Linked DNA regions of Homo sapiens: region 1 is linked to region 2. The links are chromatin loops, found by intact Hi-C in ENCODE. Cell type or tissue: PC-3. All regions are shown on one strand. Each heading gives the region's core, and the rest is flanking DNA. Links, peaks and the distances in the headings are about the cores only. Region 1 overlaps MCF2L2 (MCF.2 cell line derived transforming sequence-like 2). Region 2 overlaps MCF2L2 (MCF.2 cell line derived transforming sequence-like 2).

The links. Hi-C counts contacts between places; a loop is a spot of excess contacts. Peaks named below come from ENCODE experiments on the same cell type or tissue, not always from the same donor. Only the 100,000 strongest peaks of a DNase experiment are listed, where the experiment ranks them.
Region 1: a loop joins it to region 2, with 5 times the contacts of the local background. A loop is called at or near these places in 11 of 110 quality-filtered maps.

Annotation. Positions count from the first base shown.
Region 1 is chr3:183,321,184-183,332,333 of GRCh38, reverse strand. MCF2L2 (MCF.2 cell line derived transforming sequence-like 2) reads left to right here. Exons shown (of 30, transcript NM_015078.4): 6 at 8,983-9,099. Among named protein-coding and RNA genes, the nearest start is that of B3GNT5, 74 kb to the right of the region's middle. In PC-3, for the core only: a CTCF peak has its summit at 4,540; a DNase peak (open chromatin) is centred at 8,043; H3K27ac peaks cover 2,237 bases.
Region 2 is chr3:183,376,840-183,387,989 of GRCh38, reverse strand. MCF2L2 (MCF.2 cell line derived transforming sequence-like 2) reads left to right here. Exons shown (of 30, transcript NM_015078.4): 3 at 8,579-8,693. Among named protein-coding and RNA genes, the nearest start is that of MCF2L2, 46 kb to the left of the region's middle. RefSeq lists silencers at 10,475-10,524, 10,575-10,634. In PC-3, for the core only: CTCF peaks have their summits at 1,802 (motif pointing right) and 5,413 (motif pointing right); DNase peaks (open chromatin) are centred at 1,819, 5,429 and 6,639; H3K27ac peaks cover 2,058 bases.

The DNA of each region.
Region 1 (11,150 bases), core at 1,268-9,267, 55 kb after region 2:
CCAAACCCTGGGCACATTGAGTAGGGCATTCTTTAATGCAAGTTCACTCCGTAAGTAACCATTTCACCTGACGCACAAGGTCACACTCCCTGGTAGCGCTGATGCTCCAGAAACGGCAGAGTCTGAAGTTATCAAGCTTAATGAAATCTAACTTCTCAATACGTGTTGCCTTCTCAATGACAGTTCAAACTGTCAGTTTATCTTCTTTATTTTTAAAACGTGTTGTGATATTAGCACTTTACTTTGTAGCTTCCTAGCCTCTCTTATATTATAACATCTTCCTGGTCATTTCTAGTTAGATAATTACATTTTCACGTGTTGGGGGGAAAGGAGTTTATTTTGTGTGACTGGTATAGGAATCAGGTGGGTCAAGGATGTAATTGTAGCCAAGTGACAGCCTCCCTCTACCTTTATCTATGGAGGGGAAGTACTTTCATGTAGTAAATGGTTTTTGTTTGTTTTTGTTTTGTTTTGTTTGAAACTGTGTCTTGCTCTGTCACCCAGGCTGGAGTGCCGTGGCTCCATCAGGACTCACTGCAGCCTCAACCTCCTGGGCTCAAGTGATCCTCCTGCCTTGGCCTCCCAGTAGATGGTTTCTGAGTCCCTGTTGCTGGCCAGGCACTTCCCTATTCTGGAACAGCTGTACTCATAGCAGCCTCATAAAACTGTTAATGTGAAGTCACCAAGGCAGTCTTGTAAAACTCCTGAAGAGGCTATGATCGTGGAAATTGGTTGCTTAAAATGGAGTTTGTGTCAGAATACAGGAAATGCTTCTTGTGCAGTTAAAAGACCATGTATTTCTTTGAAAGAACGGTTTTAAGCATCTATAGATAAGAACACAAATGTATACAGAAAAGGAAAAGAAACAAGACATTTTTAGCTTTTAACAATTGTTACAAGAATATGCACGTATGGTAAAGTTGGTGGGGCCACAGGAAGAGACAGGCTTGGAAGGAAGAAGTTTATAATATCCACATGTCCAGGGGTCGGGGTCACCTCACGCCGCATGGGCTACTGGGGAAGCACCAAGCTTTGGTCAGGAGGCAGAAGAAGGAGGCAGAGGAAAGTCTAGGACAGAGCGTTTACTGGAGTTCTGCAGGCAAAGCAAGGCAGGATTTAGTATGGACTAGTTTGAATAACTCCTGCAGTCTTTGGGGTATAAGGATTGTCTCTTTGTTACATGGCACCTGGCCCTGGGATGACTTAGGGCAAGGTAAACAATGGCCTGGTGTGTGAGAGTTTGATAAGGTGGTGGTTGGGGATTTGGATTTGAGACTGGTTGTTTTGCGTATGAAAGACCTGCTCCCAGCTAACCCCTTCCCTGTCTCTAAGAAGTGGTTAGCCCTGGGGTGGGGGTGGCGGGGCAGTCTCTTCCTAGTCATGGAGGCCACAAATGCCAGAGCCTCAAGAGTACAGAAAATAAGAAAATGTGGCTCATGTAATTGACCCTGTAATGAGAGGATGCCAAATAGACAAAAACAGAATCCAAGAAAAGACAGAAAAAATGTTTTAAGGCCAGTTTTACATGCTTAGTGTGTCCTGTGGGTTTGATGAGCACAATTATTCTGCCTTTTTTCTTCACTATATAGAATATAAAAACTTTTTAAACATTTCTATCCTGTAAAGATTAAAAGAAGAAAAAAAATGTGGGGAAACTGCCTCTCATTTGTTTTTGAAAATTTACATCAGGTAAAATTCACTCTCTTTGGTGTACAGTTCTATGAAGTTTGACAAATGCGTGGTGTTATCCAGTCACCACAATAAAGATACAGAACAGCCCCATCACCACGCAAAACTTCCTCACTCTGCCCTTTTGTAGCCAGCCCCTCTCCCCATCCCTAATCCCTGGCTGCCACTGATCTGCTCTCCATCCTTATAGTTTTGCCTTTTTGCAGAGAGTCATACAAATGCAATTCCAGCCATGTGCTGCATAACAACATTTTGGTCAACAACGGACCACATATACAGTGGTGGTCCCATAAAATTATAAAACTCTATTTTTACTGTACTTTTTAAAAAAAGTTTTTCCTTTCCTTTCCTTTTCCTTTTCCTTTCCTTTTTTTCTTCTTCTTTTTTTTTTTTTTTTTTCAAGACAGGGTCTTGCTCTGTCACCTGGGCAGGAGTGCAGTGGTGTGATCATGGCTCAGTGTAACCTCAGACTCTGGGGCTCAAGCTATCCTCCCACCTCAGCCTCTTCAGTAGCTGGGACTACAGGTGCGCACCACCATGCCCGGCTGATTTTTTTTTTTAATTTATTTTTTGTAGAGACAGGGGTTTCCTTGTATTGCCCATGCTGGCCTTGAACTCCTGGGCTCAAACGATCCTCCTGTGTCAGCCTCCCAAAGTGTTGGGATTACATATGTGAGCCACTGCCCCGGCCCCTTTTCTGTGTTTAGATGTGTTTAGATACAGAAATACTTTCCATTGTGTTATACTTGCCTACAATGTTCAGTACAGTAACATGCTGTACAGGCTTGTAGCCTAGGCACAATAGGTTACACCAGTTAGCCCATGCATGTAGCAGGCTGTCCCATCTAGGTTTGTGTAAATGCACTTTATGACTGAATAGCAACAAAATTGCCTAATGGCGATTTTCTCAGAATTGATCTCTGTCATTAAGTGACACATGACTGTGTATACTGGGTAGCCTTTGAGTCTGAGTCTGACTTCTTTCACTTAGCATAAAACAGTTGGGGTTCATCCATGTTGCTGGGTATGCCCATAGTTCTTTCCTTTCATTGCTGAATATTATCTCACATTATAGAGGTCCCTGTTTATCTGTTCACCATTCACCAGGAAAGAACATTTGAGTTGTTTCTAGTTTTTAGTGATTAAGGATAAAGCTGCAGCCAAACATGGTGGCTCACACCTGTAATCCCAAAACTTTGGGAGGTTGAGGTGGGTGGATCACCTAAGGTCAGGAGTTCGAGACCAGCCTGGCCAACATGGTGAAACCCCGTCTCTACTAAAAATACAGAAATTAGCTGGGCATGGTGGGTGTGCCTGTAGTCCCAGCTACTCTGGAGGCTGAGGCAGGAGAATTGCTGAGGCAGAGGTTGCAGTGAGCCGAGATCATGCCACTGCACTCCAGCCTGGGCGACAGAGCGAGACGCTGTCTCAAAGAAAAAAAAAGAATAAAGCTGCTATAAACATTCACATACATGTGTTTGCTGGGCCACAGAGTAGGTTTATGTTTAACTTTAAAAGAAATTGCCAAACTGTTTTTGCAAAGTGGCTCTATCATTTTGCATTCCCACCAGCAATGTATGTGAATTCCAGCTACTTCATACTCTTACCACCTTTTCAAAAACGAGGGTATTTTTTTAATTAGTCATTTAATAGGCATGTTGTGGTATCTCACTGTGGTTTTAATTTGCTATTTCCTAATGATTCATGATATTGAGCCTCTTTTCATGTATTTATTTTCCATCTGTATATGTTCTTTGGTGATGCTTCTGTTCAAATCTTTTGCCCTTTTTTAATTGGGTTTTTGTTTTCACATTGTTGGGTTTTGAGAGTTCTTTATATGTTCTGGATATAAATCACTGTCTGATATATGACTTGCAAATATTTTCTCTCAGTTTGTAGGTTGGATTTTCATTCTCTTAACAGTGTCTTTTGCAGAGCAAATGTTTTTAATTTGGATGAAGTCCAGCTTATCAGCTTTTCTTTTATGGGTTATGCTTTTGGTGCCATATCACAGAACTCTTTGCCTAACCCAAATATTTCTCCTAAAATTTCTCTGAGAAAACACTTTCTCTACTCACACAACACTTCTGACAACTAATGTGTAGGCTGCTTTTTTTTTTTTTTCACACCAAGCAGTTCTCCAACTGTCTAGACACCAATCAGGGGCTCTACAATTCAATTCAGACACTGAAGTTAGCATCAGATCCCACAAGTTGAGGGCTCAGTCCCTCAAGACTGTCCCCACTTCAGATGCTAATTTTAAGTCTGGGCATCCTGTACTTCTGACCTACCAGCTGTGGATTAGGGGGGTTCTGACAGCCTCCTCCTTGGGTTCTATAATTTGCTAGAATGACTCACAGAACTAAGGGAAACACTTTACTTATGTTTACTGGTTTATCATAAAGGATATAACTCAGGAACAGCCAGATGAATGAGATCCATAGGGCAAGGTGTGTGGGGTGCACAGAGCTTCCACGCTGTCTCCAGCATACCACCCTTCCAGGACCTTGGTGTATTCACCAACCTGGGAGCTCCTTAAATCTCCTTGTTCTAGAGTTTCTATAGAGTTTAATCTTCTTCTTCCCAGAGGTCAGTGAGTGGGGCTGAAAATTCCAAATTATAATCACTTATTTTTTCTGGACACCAGCTCCATCCAGAGGCTATCTAGAGTTCCCACCCTGAGTCACCGCATTCATGTAAACTCAGGTGTGACCAAAGGGGTTCATTATAAATAATACAAGATACTCCTATCACTCAAGAAATTATAAGAGTTTTAGGAACTCTGTACCAGGAACCAGGGACAAAGACTGAATACATTTCTTACTATACCACAGTTTTCTTCTACATTTTCTTCCAAGTTTAATGTTTCATGTTTAGATCTATGATCCATTTTGACTTAATTTTTGTATAAGATGTGAGATATGTCAGCCTAAATAACAGACAGGGAGAGGCTCTCTAAAAGAAAATATTTATTCAGGAACAGGGCATTGAAATGGGAATATGTGTGACATAGTAAACTACGTGCTTATTCAGGAAGGTAGAGGGAGACAGAGGTTTTTAAAGGGAACATGAGGAGCATTATGTAATTGTTTCGAGATCATTATTCTTGGCTACAAAGATCAATAACAAGAGCGATGCCAGTCGGAAGTTGGACAGGCAGTTGAATGTTGCAATGGCCTGTGTGCCAGGTTGTAGTTTTTGCCGTCCTTTGTGATAGTTTTGTTATCAGGCATACAAGTGTGAGAACCCTTTCTTTGCAGTCTTCCCTGGCCTATTGGTTAGGTTTTATTTATTTATTTATTTATTTTTATTTATTTTTTGAGACAGAGTCTCATTCTCTCACCCAGGTTGGAGTGCAGTGGTGCTCTCTCGGCTCACTGCAACCTCTGCCTCCCAGGTTCAAGCGATTCTCCTGCCTCAGCCTCCCAAGTAGCTGGGATTACAGGCGACTGCCACCACGCCCGGCTAATTTTTGTATTTTTAGTAGAGACAGGGTTTCACCATGTTGGTCAGGCTGGTCTCGAATTCCTGACCTCGTGATCTGCCTGCCTCGGCCCCCCAAAGTGCTGGGATTACAGGTGTGAGCCACCATGCCCGGCCTATTTATTTATTTTTTAATACTAGTGACTCTGTTTTGATTCTGGCTACTTTCATAGGTGTGGGTCAAGATTCCTATTTTTACATATGAATGTCCGGTTGTTTCAGCACCATTTGTTTAAATAGAATTATTTCTCCATTGAATTACCTTTGCACCTTTGTAAAAAATCAGATTAGTGTTTGCCGGGGTTCAGGGAGGGATTTTGGGGGTGGGAGATGACTGAAAGGTGCAGCACAAGGGAGGTCTTTGTGGCGATGGGACAGTTTTGCATCTTGCTTGTACTGGTGGGTACAGGAAACAACATATGTGGGAAAATGACAGAGCTACATACACACACATTATAAGCATATCAAATTCCTGGTCTTGATATTGTACTGTAATTATGTAAGATGTAACCATTGGTGGTGAAAGGTGCCTAGGACCTCTCTGTACTGCCTTTGTAACTTCCTATGAAACTATAATTATCTTTGCAACTTCTTGTGAATCTATAATTACTTCACAGGATAAAAAGGTTTGTGGGTTTTTTTTTGTTTTTTTTTTTTTTTTTTTTTTTTGAGACGGAGTTTCACTCTCATTGCCTAGGCTGGAGTACAGTGGTGTAATCTCGGCCCACTGCAACCTCCGCCTCCTGAATTCCAGCGATTCTTTTGCCTCAGCCTCCCAAGCAGCTGGGATTACAGGCACCCACCACCATGCCCGGCTAATTTTTGTATTTTTAGTAGAGATGGGGTTTCCCCATGTTGGCCAGGCTAGTCTCGAACTCCTGACCTCAGGTGATCTGTCCGCCTCCGCCTGTTAAAGTGCTGGGATTACAGGCATGAGTCACTGCGCCCAGCCTCTTCACAGGATAAAAAGTTTAAAAAATCAATTGATCGTATTTGTGTGGGTCTATCAGGACTTGCTTTTTTTTTCCCATTGATCTATTTGTCCATCCTTTGTCATTACCACACTCTTCTTTACTGCAATTTTATTAAGTTTTGAAACTGACAAAACTTATGTGACTCATTCAACTTTTTTCTTCTTTTACAAAATTGTTTTACCTATTTGATGTCTTTTGCATTTCTATATGAATTTTAGAATCAGTTTGTTAATTTCTATAAAAAGTCAGCTGGGATTTTGATTATGGAATTGTTTTGACTCTACAGATCAATACTTAACAGTATTAACTCTTCTAATATAATCCTTTGTTTTTAATTTTCACTTTTCGCTTTCAACTTAAAATTCCTCTTCGTCATCTAAAGCTTAAGATGAGAAAGCAGAGTTTTGGCAAGTGTGGGATATCACACCTCCCTCATGGTACAGAAAATATGCAGCCTGGCAGGATAGGTTTCTGAAACTCCAGACCCTGTGCAAGGTTACTTTTGCCTAATACAATGTTGCACATTGGGTCTTTTTTAAAATGTCGATTATTACCATAGCAACTCATACTCCAAGAAGCAAAATACATTTTTAGCTTGATAATTTCTAACGACCTGTCCTAAAATTTCTAATTTTAGAAAGAATAAATACCTTTTAAAAACTCCCATAAGTGGTTTAAAATTTTTAGGTGGGAAAGGCACAGATAGATTCAGGTTTTTATCCATTCTCATATTATAAAGATACATTTTAAAAGCCCCAAACCATTTTCAGAAGTGGAGGAGCAAGACATGGGGCCTGACAAGGTTAAGGTGGTGATAGGTGGTAATCAAATCCCACAGAGCCTGAGTCTCTCTAGAACAGGGTCTGTCTTGTTTACCTTATTATCCCCCAGTACCTGGCACTTTTTTTTCTTTTATTATTATTATACTTTAAGTTCTAGGGTACATGTGCACAATGTGCAGGTTTGTTACATATGTATACATGTGCCATGCTGGTGTGCTGCACCCATTAACTCGTCATTTAGCATTAGGTATATCTCCTAATGCTATCCCTCCCCCCTCCCCCCACCCCACAACAGTCCCCGGAGTATGATGTTCCCCTTCCCGTGTCCATGTGTTCTCATTGTTCAATTCCCACCTATGAGTGAGAACATGCTTTGGTTTTTTGTCCTTGTGATAGTTTGCTGAGAATGATGGTTTCCAGTTTCATCCATGTCCCTACAAAGGACATGAACTCTACATTTTTTATGGCTGCATAGTATTCCATGATGTATATGTGCCACATTTTCTTAATCCAGTCTATCATTGTTGGACATTTGGGTTGGTTCCAAGTCTTTGCTATTGTGAATAACCTGGCACTTTTTTTTAGTAGTTCAATACATATCTGTTGAAAGAGTAAATCAGTTTTGTTGCATAATTTTGGCCTATAGACTTTAGGCCACAATTTTTTTTTTTAAGAGATGGGGTCTCCCTCTATCACCCAGTCTGGAGTGCAGTGATGCGATCACAGCTCATTGGAGCCTCAAATTCCTGGGCCCACGGAGTCCTCCTGCCTCAGCCTCCTGAGTAGCTGGGATTACAGGTGCAAACCACCGTACCTGGCTGGTCTCTAATTTATATTCTCATTCCAAAGTGGATTCATTCCTTGACTAATACTTTACAATAATAGAAGGAAGTCCATATTCTTATGTCCTCTGACCAAGAGTTAATTTTCAAAATAATCAACAGGGAGTGAAAAAATATAATGTCATAGTTAAAGGCTTCAAAGATGTGTTTCAGAGATAGGAGTGAGGAGTCCTTGTCCCACTCAGGAGTGAGTAGAGGGTGTGATATAGTCACTGAGTGAGCCAGAACCACACCCAGGCCAGAACTACTGCCAAGGAATAGAAAGGGGCAATTGGGGATGCGTCAGCTTCCTCTGGATGTGTGAGTGTTCGCTCATCAGCGGAACTGCTAGCTTATAAAACCCAATGCCCTGTCACCTCCAGATCCCCTCAGTGCAAGCTAAAGTAGGGACACATCAATATTCTTCATCGGGGCGCACCAGTGTAGTGAGTCTTTTCAATGCATACTCTTTGTGTTTCCCTGTATTCTAGTTTTATTTTCACATTTACCCGACCAGCTTTGATTGGGCTTCTCATGGTAGACTTTCAGGCCATTGCACAACACTTGATTTTGGTGGCTGAAAGGTGTACCTTAGCTTGGGAACTTATGACTGAAAATTCACGTAAAGCAAGGCCTGACTTCTAGGTAGCCTGGAACTGTGTTCCCTGAGCCAAGTCAACATTTTGTCACAGGCTATACCACGCTTTGGTATTTCTCACTCAAAAGCAAAAAATGGAAGAGACTTTAAAATATTTCCCTGCTGGATATAGTAACTTTTTTTTTTTTTTTTGATGTGGTCTTGTTCTGTCGCCCAGGCTGGAGTGCCATGGTGCGATCACTGTTTGCTGCAGCCTTAACCTCCAGGCCCAAGCAGTCCTCTTGACTTAGCCACCCAAGTAGCTGGGGCCACAGGTGCATGCCACCATGCCTGGCTAATTTTTTTTTTTATTTTTTTTCTAGTGATGGGGTCTTGCTATGTTGCTCTGGCTGGTCTCAAACTCCAGGCCTCAAATGATTCTCCCACCTCAGCCTTCCAAAGTGCTGAGATTACCGGCATGAGCGACTGTGCTTGGCTGTAACCATTTTTAAATATAAATGCCTGATAAAGCAAAGTTGGAGTATCATTTAAATAATAATAGAATATAAAATATAATTATGATAAGAATAGAATGTAAATGAGCTATTATTTAATGATCAATGAGGAGTATGTTTAATTAAATTTTTACCTTACAGATCATCATGGTAAACTCTGTCTCTGACCTTCACGGCTACATCGACAAAAGCCAACTGACCCGGGAATTAGGGGGGACTTTGGAATATCGCCACGGTCAGTGGGTAAATCACCGCACTGTGAGTACCAGCTTACGTGTGCTTTTCACTGTCTCTCCTTGTTTTCTGGAAGATGGGGTGGGGGAGTTAAAGATCAACTGCCAGGAGGTCACCCTGTGACTGCCTGACCTTGGGGTGGTTGGGATTTCTCAGCCACAGGGTGGGGAAGAAGGAGTGTGGAAGGGCGAAGGCTGGGATTTCTCCTGTTGACCACCTTACCCCACTGCATCTCCCGGTGTGGGGGTTTTGGGACACTTACCTTCGAATGCACCTGGGAAGTTTCCAGAAACACCAATAGCCTGTTATACCTCAGAGAAACTAATTTACTTCATGTGGGATGGGTCTTAGACATTAACACACCACAGAACTCCCCAGATGATTCTAACGTACATACATATTGACACCCATGAAGTCAGAAGAAGCTACATTTAAATAGTGTCACCCCCCGGGGACTACTATAGGTGAGAAGGTGGGAGGGGGACAAGGATTGTAGAACTATTGGGTACGATACTCACTACCTGGGTGACAGGATCAACTGTACCCCAAACCTTGGCATCATGCAATATACCCATGTAACAAACCTGCACATGTACCCCCGAATCTAAAATCAAAGTTGAAATTAATTTTAAAAAATTGTCACAATAACATGTTGTCTGATGTTGGGTGAGTTTCTAAGCATTTCTGAGCTTGTTTCTTCATCTGTTAAAATGGGACTAACACAGTATTTCTCTATAGGGGATAATTTTGCCTGCCTCCTACATTTGTCAATATCTTTAGACTTTTTTGTAGTCATAACTTAGTGGGGAAAGTTAACTGGTATCTGGTGGGTCGTCAGGGACTCCGCTGAACACCTTACAATGCTCAAGACAGCCTCCCACAACAAAGAATCCTCTGGCCCAAAGTGTGAATAGCCAATGCTGAGAAACCCCGGACTAACGAAAGCCTCCTGAAAGTTTGATGTGGGGAATAAGTGATGTATTGTCTGTGAAAGCACCTGATATATAGTATTTTACTTTTTCCTACCTACTGATACTGGTGATTGTTATGCTAAGTTAGGAGTTTCAGTAATATTGAGGAAAAAGATCAAAACTCATAGTCATGGCTTGAATGTTGGCGTCCCCTCAAAATTCACATGTTGGAACCTAATGTGATAGCATTAAGAGGAGGGGGCTTTTGGGATGTATTAAGTCATGAAGGCTCTGGCATCATAAATGGAGTTAGTGCCCTTGCAAAAGAGGTTGAAGGGAGCTGTTATGCCCCCTCTGCCCTGTAAGGGCACAGAAGGCATCCTTTATGAGGAACAGACCTCCACCAGACACCAAATCTGCTGGGGCCTTGATCTTGAACTTCCCAACTTCCAGAACTGTAACTGTGAGAAATCAATTTCTGCTGCTTATAAATTACCCAGCCTAAGGTGTTTTTGTTATAGGCCATCCCTGGCCTAGTATGTAGCCATGGTTTGTGGTTGTGTATGTGCTGAACATTTTCTAGTGAACTTTAAAAAATACAACTAGTATTGAAAGACCAGAGATATTCTTTACATGCCTTTTACATGTATATATTTTTTATACACACACATACAGTCGTGTTTCATTTTATTATGCTTCACATTAGTGGGCTTCACAGATATTGCAATTTTTTTAAATTGAAGTTTCGTGGCAACTTTGTGTTGAACAAGTCTATCAGCACCATTTTTCCAACAGTATGTGCTCACTTCGTGCCTCTCTGACAAATTTTTGCAATTCTTGCAATATTTCAGAGTTTGTTATTACTATTATATTTGGTTTCTTTTTCTTTCTTTCTTTTTTTTTTTTTTTTGAGACAGAGTCTTGCTCTATCACCCAGACTGGAGTGCAGTGGCACAATCTCAGCTCACTGAAACCTCAGCCTCCTGGGTTCAAGCAATTCTTCTGCCTCAGCCTCCCAAGTAACTGGGATTACAGGCACGCGCCACCACGCCCAGCTAATTTTTGTATTTTTAGTAGAGACAAGGTTTCACCATGTTGGCCAGGCTGGTCTTGAACTCCTGACCTCAAGTGGTCTGCCCGCCTTGGCCTCCCAAAGTGCTGGGA
Region 2 (11,150 bases), core at 1,471-9,470:
TTTCCTCATCTGTATGATGGGGTTATTGTAACTTCTTTTTTTTTTTTTTTTTTTTTTTGAGATGGAGTCTTGCTCTGTCATCCAGGCTGGCGTGCAATAGCACGATCTCAACTCACTGCAACCTCCACCTCCCAGGTTCGAGTGATTATCCTGCCTCAGCCTCCTGAGTAGCTGGGATTATAGGCACCCGCCATCATGCCCGGCTAATTTTTGTGTTTTTGTAGAGATGGGCTTTCACCATGTTGGCCAGGCTGGTCTCGAACTCCTGACCTCAGGTGATCCACCTGCCTCAGCCTCCTAAAGTGCTGGGATTACAGGCATGAGCCACCACACCCAGCCAGTAATTTTGAGGATTAAATGACATAATGTATGAAAAACACTTAGTATTGCAACTGCTGAATAAGTGTTTCTCTTTTTTTCTGATATCTTTTTATAGTTCTATAAAATGTTTATTTTGGGGTTCTATTACAAGTAAGATAATTTTTATAAGGAACCAATGTCATGCTCACAATAAATATGGTATACAATGCCACCATTGAGTCAGGAATAGAGATAATTGTCACTCCCTAACGTAGAACAGAGAACTGTGGAAACACACACTGGGCGCAGAAGACACTTCTGCTTTAGGAAGGTACTTTGACCATAATAAAGATAACCCTTCATTTCTGAGTTCCTTTTGTCATTTAAGTTTGTCTTCTTTTTTTCTTTGCTTTTTTTTTTTTTTTGAGACATGGTGTCGCTATGTTGCCCAGGCTGGGGTGCAGTGGCACCGTCTTGGCTCACTGCAGCCTTGACCTCCCAGGCTCAAGTGATCCTCCTACCTCAGCCTCCTGAGTTAACTGAGACTACAGGCAGGCATTGGCGCACACCATCATGCCCAAAATTTTTAAATTTTTTGTAGAGATGGGGTTTTGCCATGTTGCCCAGGCTGGTCTGGAACTCCTGGGCTCAAACAGTCTTTCCATCTCAGTCTTCCAAAGTGCTGGGATTACAGGCGTGAGCCAGAGTGTCTGGCCCAAATTTGCCTTTCTTATGAAGCAGAAGCATGGATTCGCTGTGATAGTAATTACAGCCTTGCAAGTCTGCAAGAATAGCGGCAGCCGTGGGTCTCTCTGAGTCAGCACTTTGTTTGGAATCAGAGGCCTGCTTTTCATCTTTAACCATCTCTCTTATTCTGGCAGAAACAGCAAGTGTCAGCAAGGAGGCTGTTGTGGGGGCCTGTATAGTTGTTGCTGTAAAACAGAAATCTCTCTAATTAGGTCTTTTCCCATGGCTGTGGTAGCCTAAGAGCTGCAGCCTCAGCCTCAACTCATAGCAGCTTCCTTTTCCTGATTCAGGCAAGTAAGGTAAAGATTTTCCCTACAAAATTTTCTACCAATTTCACTGATCTCTGGAAGGAGCCAGAGACCCTGTCAACCGGGAAGGCTGTGAAGGAGAGGATAGAGCCTTTCCCTCAATGCAGCCCTAGCTGCCTGGTCTGCTGAACTGTGCATGTGTTCCCACGGCTGGTAGAAGAGCAGAGGCTCATTACATGAAGCCTGACCCAGATTTGTGGCCCGATGGTTTGCGGCCTCTGGATGCGAAGCCTGTGAGCAGGGCCACCAGCGGGAATTGGATATTGACCAGGGCTGGGGCCTCTGGTAGCTCTGACGTTGGAAGACACCTGCATGTTCACAGTGAACTTGGGATATTTCTAAATTCAGGGCTTAGCTAGGAAACAAGAGAGTATAAGCAGGTTAGTGTGGTGGAAACACTCTGGGCTTTGGACCCAGACAATTCTGGGTTCACATTCCAACACAACCAGTAGGTGGCTCCAAACCCCAGTTTTTCATCTGTAAGAAGAAAAGTTTCACTCAGCATGGTATCTGACTACAAGGGAACTTAGCCTCTGAGACTTGTTGGTTTGTTTTTTAAATTGCATAACGAGGTCTGACGATAGAAACTCTTGGTATTGGATCAGTGGCTCAATGACATTAAGGCTGACATCTTTATGATTCTCTTGATGTTTTCTTCTTATTTGTCAACTCTTGATTCAAGGTGGCTGCTGCAATTCCAGACATTAGGTCAGTGTCCAAAGCAGGAAGAAGGAGAAGGAAAATGCTGGCTTCTTTGGTTCTGTTTGTAGAAACTCTTGGCTGCCTTCTGCTTATGTCTCATTCCAGAATTCTGTCACACAGCCATTCCCTGGCAGCAAGAGAATCTCAGAAGGCAAGCATTTAGCTTTCTAACTGCCACAGGAGACGGTGGTCAGGGAAAAGGGGACTGGGAGTGAATTAGCCATCAATCAACGTTTGCCACAGCTCCTTTCCTTTAATTATAAGGAATTGTCCTTTTATATTTATCTTGATGGTTGTTTCCCACTTGGAATTATTGTGAACTGAATCTCTCTCTTTCACTTTCTCTCCCTCTTTGCTCCCTTTCTCTGCCTGTCTCTTGTGGCAGCTTGAATCCTTTTGAAAATAATTGATGAAGAAATCAACTGCTCAATACTCTTAGGCTTGTAGAGTCCCCAGTTTCACCTCATACACACCAATGAAGCCCAGGTTTGGTGGAGGGTAGGGCTCCCAGGGGTGAGTGGGAGGCTCCTAACTGAAACAATGGAAAATGTCAAACCAAGGAAGAGATCGGAGCCCCAACTCCTAGCTTACATATGGAGCTAGTGACCTGAAACCTGGGAGGTGAGAACCAAGGGGCGACATCTAGAGCAGGACTGTTTAATAGAAATACAGTGTGGGCCACACATGTACTTTAAAATTTTATGGTAACCATATTAAAAAGGTTAAAATAAACAGATACAATGAATTTTAATTATATATTTTAAATTTACCCATATCTAAAATAATATTTCCACATGTACTCGATATTCAACATTTTTGGGATTTTACCTTTTTTATTCTAAGTCTTTGAAATCTAGTTTGTGTTTTATACTTACAGCATATCTCAATTTGGACTGGTTCCATTTCAAGTGCTTAATAATCACATGTGTCTAGTGGCTGTTGGATTCGGTAGTGCAGGTGAGAGGGAAGGTTCTCAGTCATGTTTGACTGAATATCTCCTTTTTATAACAAATGATTTGTATTGCCCTCTGCCATCCTAACATAAAATTTATAGATACTATATCTGCAAGGGTGGGCTCAACAACTACAACGAATATACTCCAAAGAGTATAGAGCTCCAACTGTAACCACCCTAGGGGTTCACCTTGCCTGCTGCCCAGACAGAACCAGGGGAATTACAATAGAGAAAGAGTAATTCATGCAGAGCCGGTTGTGTGGGATACTGGAGGTTTGTTATTACTCAAATCAGTCTCACCAAGCATTCAGGGAACAGAGTTTTTAAGGATAACTTGGTGGGTGGGGGGAAGCCAGTGAGCCAGGAGTGCTGATTGGCCAGAGATGAAATCACAGGGAGTCGGACCTGTCTTCTTGTGCTTAGTCAGTTCCTGGGCGGGGGGCCACAGATCAGGTAAACCCATTTATTGATCTGGATGGTGCCAGCTGATCCATCAAGTGCAGGGTTTGCAAAATATCTCAAGCACTGATCTTAGGAGCAGTTTAGGGAGGGTCAGGACCTTGCAGCCTCCAGCTGCATGACTCCTAAACCATCATTTCTAATCTTGTGGCTAATATTAGTCCTACAAAGGCAATCTAATCCCCAGGCAAGATGGAGGTCTGCTTTAGGAAAGGGCTGTTACCATGTTTGTTTAAACTAAACTAAATTTCTCCCAAAGTTAGTTCAGCCTACGCCCAGGAATGAACAAGGAGAGCTTGGATGTTAGAAGCAAGATGGAGTGGGTTAAGTTAGATCCCTTTCACTGTCTCAGTCATGATTTTGAAAAGGCGGTTTCAAAACACACATAACAGAAATTAAGTTCTTACTCTTTTACCAGTTCTGCATGTATGTTCCTGGTCAGCAGACAACTTTTCTCCATGTGGAGGTTCAGGAATGAAGGCTCCTTTGAGTTTCTGGTTCTTATTGTTGTTATGCGTGTCTGGGGAGCAGACAGGCTAAGAGAACATGGAAGGAGCATAGTGCTTCTTAAAATTCTCAGCTCAGAGATAGCATACAGCACATTCCATTGACTTGAACTTGTCACAGTCATTTGAACAAACTTAACAGCAAGGGAAGCTGGGAAATGTAGTGTAGCTATATGCCCAGGAAGGGAAAACTTAGGTGAACAGCCACACCTACCTATGCACATATTTTTAAAAATTAAAAAATAAAATATAAGGAACTGTAAAGGAGGAATCAAAGGAAACTAATTATAGTAAAGTAACATATCTTTCAATAGTATGTATTTCCACATGCATGTCTAGCTACATGAGAATAATGAAAGAGGTGCTTGCCCCTCAATTTGGAGTCACCAAAAATGTGATGGGTGCAAATGCTGGGATGTGGTGGGGTGATCAGATACCTGGAGTGACTTTATTAAGATTAAAAAAAAACCTCTTGGCCGGGCATGGTGGCTTACGCCTGTAATCAATCCCAGCACTTTGGGAGGCCGAGGTGGGCGGATCACCTGAGGTCGGGAGTTAAGAGACCAGCCTGACCAACACGGAGAAACCCCATCTCTACTAAAAATACAAAATTAGCCGGGTGTGGTGGTGCATACCTGTAATCTCAGCTACTTGGGAGGCTGAGGCAGGAGAATCGCTTGAACCCGAGAGGCGGAGGTTGTGGTGAGCCGAGATCGTGCCATTGCACTCCAGCCTGGGCAACAAGAGTGAAACTCCATCTCAAAAAATAAATAAATAAATAAATAAAATAAATAAATAAATATAAAAATTCTTTATGATTATTTGTAAAAACAGAGTCTAGGTTCAGAGCATTTTAAATGGATTTTTCACTTAAATTAAGCCTCTGGTAAGACATTTGGAAGTCACGTAGCATGTGGGGCAATTCTTTGTTTTATTATGGAGAATGGGTCATTTAGTATCCTAGGCCCTGAGATTTCCAAAGTGCTTACCAGGGAATGGTTCTGCCATTTCCCCAGTTAAAACCTTGTGTAGAGGAGAAAGGGAAAATAGATACTGGAAGGCAAAGAGCAGTAGGAAGATGCTTTGCAACCTTCCCCATCATTGGTCTTTGCCATCTTCCTGTAGGATTTCCTGTATTCTCAATTCACCTGTGCATGAAGCCTTCATGCCAGCTATCACCAGGGCCCTTTCAGCAATCACCTTATGTACCCCAAGCGCTTAATGTTTTCTGCACTAAAACTATTTGTCTTTCACTTAATGAAAAGGTACAAAATCATAGTAGGAGGAGTAAAGTTTATTTTAAGTTATCATTTTACTTAGTACCAAATAATTTGGGGTTGTTTGTATTCCTTGCATTCAAGGAATGCACTGGACTTTGGAATAATTATTCTTTCTTCCTATTGCATTACCGCGTTTCCTCAGAAGGTGGCACTAGATGCCATGTTGTAGGTTGCCCCACAGTTAAGTCCAGCTCTGTTTCCTTGATGCTTCTGCCTCTTAAGACTAATATTCAACAGTAGGTGGGTGTGCACAGTTAACCTTAGGGCCTCTCTGCTGTTCAGTATTGGTAGTAACCAAGGTAGAAGAAAACTTCACCTTTTTTCATTTAGGTGAGGATGGCTTTAATACAGTCAACTATAAAAAGGTAAAATTGGCCGGGTGTGGTGGCTCAACGCCTGTAATCCCAGCACTTAGGGAGGCCGAGGCAGACGGATCAGTTGAGGTCAGGAGTTCGAGACCAGCCTGGCCAACATGGTGAAACCCCGTCTCTACTAAAAATACAAAAATTAGCTGGGCGTGGTGGCATGTGCCTGTAATCCCAGCTACTCGGTAGGCTGAGGCACAATAATTGCTTGAACCTGGGAGGCGGAGGTTGCAGTGAGCGGAGATCACACCACTGCAGTCTAGCCTGGGTGACAGAGCGAGATTCCATCTAATAATAATAATAATAATAATAATAAAAGGTGAAATTAAATGGCATAATCACATTCTAGTGAATATTTTAGGGTATTTCAGTTCCTTGAAATGTTTTAGCCAGTCCCTCAGCAAATGTTGATTATGCAATTACTACAGTGTTATAATGCATCTTAATTTAGCTTTTCAAAGACGCAAATTCTCTGAATGCACATTTCTCTGAAACTTCCCATAGTTGTGAAACTGCAAAGAGGAAGAATATTATTAGATGAAAGCTGTTAATATCCTCATCAGTCACTGTAATGAGGTAGTTCAATATACTTGTCTTGATAAACATCTAATCTGTAGATCTCATCTTTGGAAATTTAGAGTAAACATATAGGATTAATAAAGAGGTACCTTCTGTGGAGGGATGACTGACCATCCAGACAAATCTCACATGGTTTCGTTCTACAGCAATTGGTTTCTGAGCACCTAAGACCCATATTAACAACACTCACAAGAGACTCATGCAGAAAAACCACAGCGCTAACTTATTCTTTACATAATATACTTATGTTTGCTCAATAACACATTCCTTTTCTTGAAACAAGTTTACAATTTACTTGGAAAATCAGATTATAAACAGAAGATTCTTATCAGGCTTGGAGTCAGCACCAGAGAGTTGGCTGGATGATCTTACAGTGGTGTCATCAGATAGACTGGTAACGTGGGTTGGACTCTCAGAGTGGGCTGGCCCTCTCTCCTTAGAATAGCATTGGCTGTACACTGCCCGCCTTTGCTCCTCTGAGTCCTCCTCTTCTATAGTTTCTTCGTGGACCACACATCCTCATTAATCACACAGTCCCCACTAACCACACCCCACACTGATATGTGTGTCTCAGATATGTTGAATACATTCAGTCATTTGTAGTTGGCCTTGCCTTGAGAGCCATGATTCCTCTTCAAGTGGTTTCTCTTCAAGGACATAACTTGGGAGGTGCATGCAGCTTAAGCTCCTATACTACTGGCTAGGGCAGAGGTTCCCAAACCCTCTCAATTCTCTGCGCCTTAGCATCTCAGTCTTTTTTTCATGGCCCCCCTAGGCCAAAAGCAATAACTAACATGTCAAACAACTTAATATGTATCTATGTCCTAACAACTTAGTAGCTGTTTGAAAAAATAATACATATAAATTAAAATATTATTTTTTCTCTCATTTTTATTCTTAAATAACTACAACTATCTTAAACCTTGCAATCAAACTAGATATCACCACCTTTATGTCTTGTTCCACATTGATTTGCACACTGTTTTTGCTTTTTATTCCAGCAAGTACCAAACCCCCAGCTTTATAAAGATGCAACACCATCTGCAAGAATATAATGCAATTTGATGTTGAAGTTGGGAACTACCTGGGCTGGGCGTGGTGGCTCATGCCTGTAATCCCAGCAGTTTGGGAGGCCGAGGCGGGTGGATCACCTAAAGTCAGGAGTTTGAGACCAGCCTGGCCAACGTGATGAAACCCCGTCTCTACTAAAAATACAAAAATTAGCTGGGTATGGTGGTGCACGCCTGTAATCCCAGCTACTCACGAGGCTGAGGCAGGAGAATCGCTTGAACCTGTGAGTCAGAGGTTGCAGTGAGCCGATATTGCACCACTGCACTCTAGCCTGGGCGACAGTGCGAGACTCTGTCTCAATAAAAGGAAAAAGAAATAGGGAACTACCTCAAGTAGTTCATATGGTAGTAGTAGTGCATATGGTGTCTGACAGATGTCAACTGTCACTGTGTTTCCCTCAAAAATTTAAAACAGTCACAGTGCTCCCATGAATTTACTGTGGTTCCCTGCTTACCTGCGACACAGTTTGGGGACTGTGGGGCTAGAACTTAGTCAAATGGCTCCATGCAGCTGCAAGGGGACTGGGAAATAGAATCTATTGAATTTGGTGGTCTCTGCTCTGAATTAAATGTGAATTTTCATATTTTTACTTTCACAGGGATATCTTAAATTACTATTTATAAATTCTTGAAGGGAAGCTGATTATTGCTTCCTTGTAATAATAATAATTATAATCATGGTCACCATTTTTTGAGCAGTTTTATATAATAAGCACCCTGCTAAGGTGCTTCTCATTTGTGCTGTCATTTAATCCTCACCTTACCATGTAGGTACAAGCATTATTCCTATATAATAAAATGGTAGGTCATATATATCTATATATATACATACATATATATGTATATATAAATATGAAAGAAACACATTAAGTATCTTGCCAAAAATCATATAGCAACAATGTGGCAAAGCAGATTTGACCCAGGCTGTCTGATTTTAGCGTTAACTCTCTTAACCACCATGCAATATTACTTTTGACATTTACTGACTACAAAAATGAAGAGCAATATTACATATTTGTGTTGGCATTATTTACTATTCTACCTATGCTGAATAATTAAATCAGTATTTCCTTTTACACAGTAACTCTCTTCAAAGGATTCAAAAATTGAATTCTTACAATGCCATGGAGCCAGCATGAATGAGAAGAGAGACTTGTTCAAAATAACTGTGTTAACTTCTCCCAAATTCTAGTCTGAGATAATATAGGTAGGAAAAGAGGTGACCGATATTCTTTCGCCCAACTTCCCTGCAGAGGTGTGACAGGACAACATTTTGCTAACATTTTGACCACCTGTTTTTGTTGCAGGAGGCCGAGGGGAGGATGGCGCCCCCATCATCACGTTCCCAGAGTTTTCGGGGTTCAAACACATCCCAGATGAAGACTTCCTGAATGTCATGACCTACCTGACTAGCATCCCCAGGTGAGCTGAGCACAGTGTCCTGCCGCCTTAGGCACTGGCTTTATTCCACACTTCCCATGTGGCAGGGCTGGGTTGAGACATATACTTCCATGAGCATGGTGTACCCTGGTATGCATAATAACCCAGCTGGCTTCTGTCACCCATCAGTCACGAGCAAGGAATGTGGAAAGGGACTGGAAAACAATGACAAACAAGCCTCAGTTTTGACTCTCTTGTGCACACAGGAGGGACAGAGTAAACATGGTCGGGTGGATGGAAAACTGAGCAGCTGTGTTGCCTTTGTTCCTTAGGCTATTGCTTTATTTTCATTTTTTATTTTTGAGATGGAGTCTTGCTCTGTTGCCCAGGGTGGAGTGCGGTGGCACGATCTTGGCTCACTGCAACCTCCGCCTCCCGAGTTCAAGCAATTTCCAGCTAATTTTTGTATTTTTTTTTTTTTTTCAGCAGAGAGGGGTTTCACTATGTTGGCCAGGCTGGTCTCGAACTCCTAACCTCAAGTAATCCGCCTGCCTCGGCCTCCCAAAGTGCTAGGATTACAGGCTTGAGCCACCGTGCCCGGCCTAGGCTGTTGCTTTAGCTAAAGGTTATTCTGGCTTCCTGGGTCGCGTTGTCTAGGACACATGACCCTTGTTTAGGGAACTCCAACTGTGTCAGGAGTTATTTCTCTCTCCGAAATAAGAAAATTAGGGGCAGATTGTTGTCATTTGCATTGTCAGATGGAGAAACTAAGGCACAGAGCAAGGAAACTACAAGGCCAGGGAAAAAAACTGTGCTTGTAGCTGAGCCCATGATAGAAATGCTTTCTGGCATCTTCTTCCACCCTCTCCAGCCTGGGCCTCAACTCTTTATGCCGCTTAAATCGGTATGGGCCCAGGTCTTCGAGGGGATGGAGTGTGGGCAGAGTCCACATTGGTCACCACCATTTCACAGACCGGGGCAGAGCGGGGTCTAAACCCCCTCCTTAGGCAGTGCTGTGTCCACCTCCAGCAGAGAAGACTTGGTTGGGAAAGGCCTTCCCTCCATGGGTTTGCATTGCTTATGAGCCCCCACCCCTCCCTTGACTATAGTGTGGTTTAGAATGTACACAGTGGCCAGGTGTGTGGTATTTTGCCTGCTTTCCACCTGCCTTCTATGATTTAGAGGTAAACAGCAGCTTTGTGACTGAGAGGCTGCCTGGCGTCTGATACCACTTGTGGAGATTAGGAAGTTGATTGCTTTAACCAAACCCACTTGAAAAATATGTTTTTTCTTTTACACCTTTTTCTTTAGTTTTTTCTTTTGCCCATCTTATTTCTTCAGAGAAGGTTATGGATTTATTTTGAATGCATTTCTTCAAAGTTAGTACTTAAATATATTTCATCAATTTCCTCCTTTCCTCCTCCCTGCCACTGCCATATGCCACGCGTTAATGCAGATATAAGGATGTGGGGAATCCTTTGTTGCTGTGAGGGAAAGACACCACACCTGTCTCACGGCTTTGCTCAGGTGTTTCTCTGTGGCACACCTCTGCCCCTCTTCTAGGCCTGACTCATGCACATTCATCAACCCTCAACTCTGACCTCATCTCTTCGATGAAACCTTCCTTCACCCCAGTTCTGCTTTCACAGAGTCTTTTTTTAAATTTCCACAGAACCCCGAGGTTTACCTTTGCCTATGGAAGTTATTTGTCTATGGAAATTATTTCTGCCTCTCCCAGTAGACTGTGAACTTCTTAAGAGTAGGGGCCAATGCTTTGCTTTTCTTCTCTTTCGTTTTTAAAATCTCCAGCCCTAGCACAGTGCCCAACACCTGGTTGGTTCTCAAAAGTAATGTTGGTAGAGTTTTCAGTTTTGATAATGAGTCATTCCAAACAAATGGTATTTGTTGTAGGGTGATGAAGGGGTTAAAATATGCTATTCTGTACTATGCGCCATAAAAAAGAATGAGTTCATGTCCTTTGCAGGGACATGGATGAAGCTGGGAGCCATCATCCTCAGCAAACTAACACAGGAACAGAAAACCAAACACCACATGTTCTCACTCATAAGCAGGAGTTGAACAATGAGAACACATGGACACAGGGAGGGGAACATCACATACCGGGGCTTGTTGGAGGGTCGGGGACGAGGGGAAGGAGAGCATTAGGACAAATACCTAATGCATGCGGGTCTTAAAACCTGGATGATGGGTTGACAGGTGCAGCAAACCACTGTGGCACATGTATACCTATGTAACAAACCTGCATGTTCTGTACATGTATCCCAAAACTTAAAGTAAAAATTTAAAAATGCCATTCTGGAATATTGACTATTTAAGTTAAAAGCACTTGAAAAACAGCAGGTACAAGAATATCACTTTGACCTTTGTGCTGTTTCTTAAGAGGAGAAGATGGAATTCCTATGTGAAAGACACTCTCTAGGGACTAGAAGGAAAGGTAACTTAGAGAATATTGCACAGACCTTGTTAGAAATTCTATTT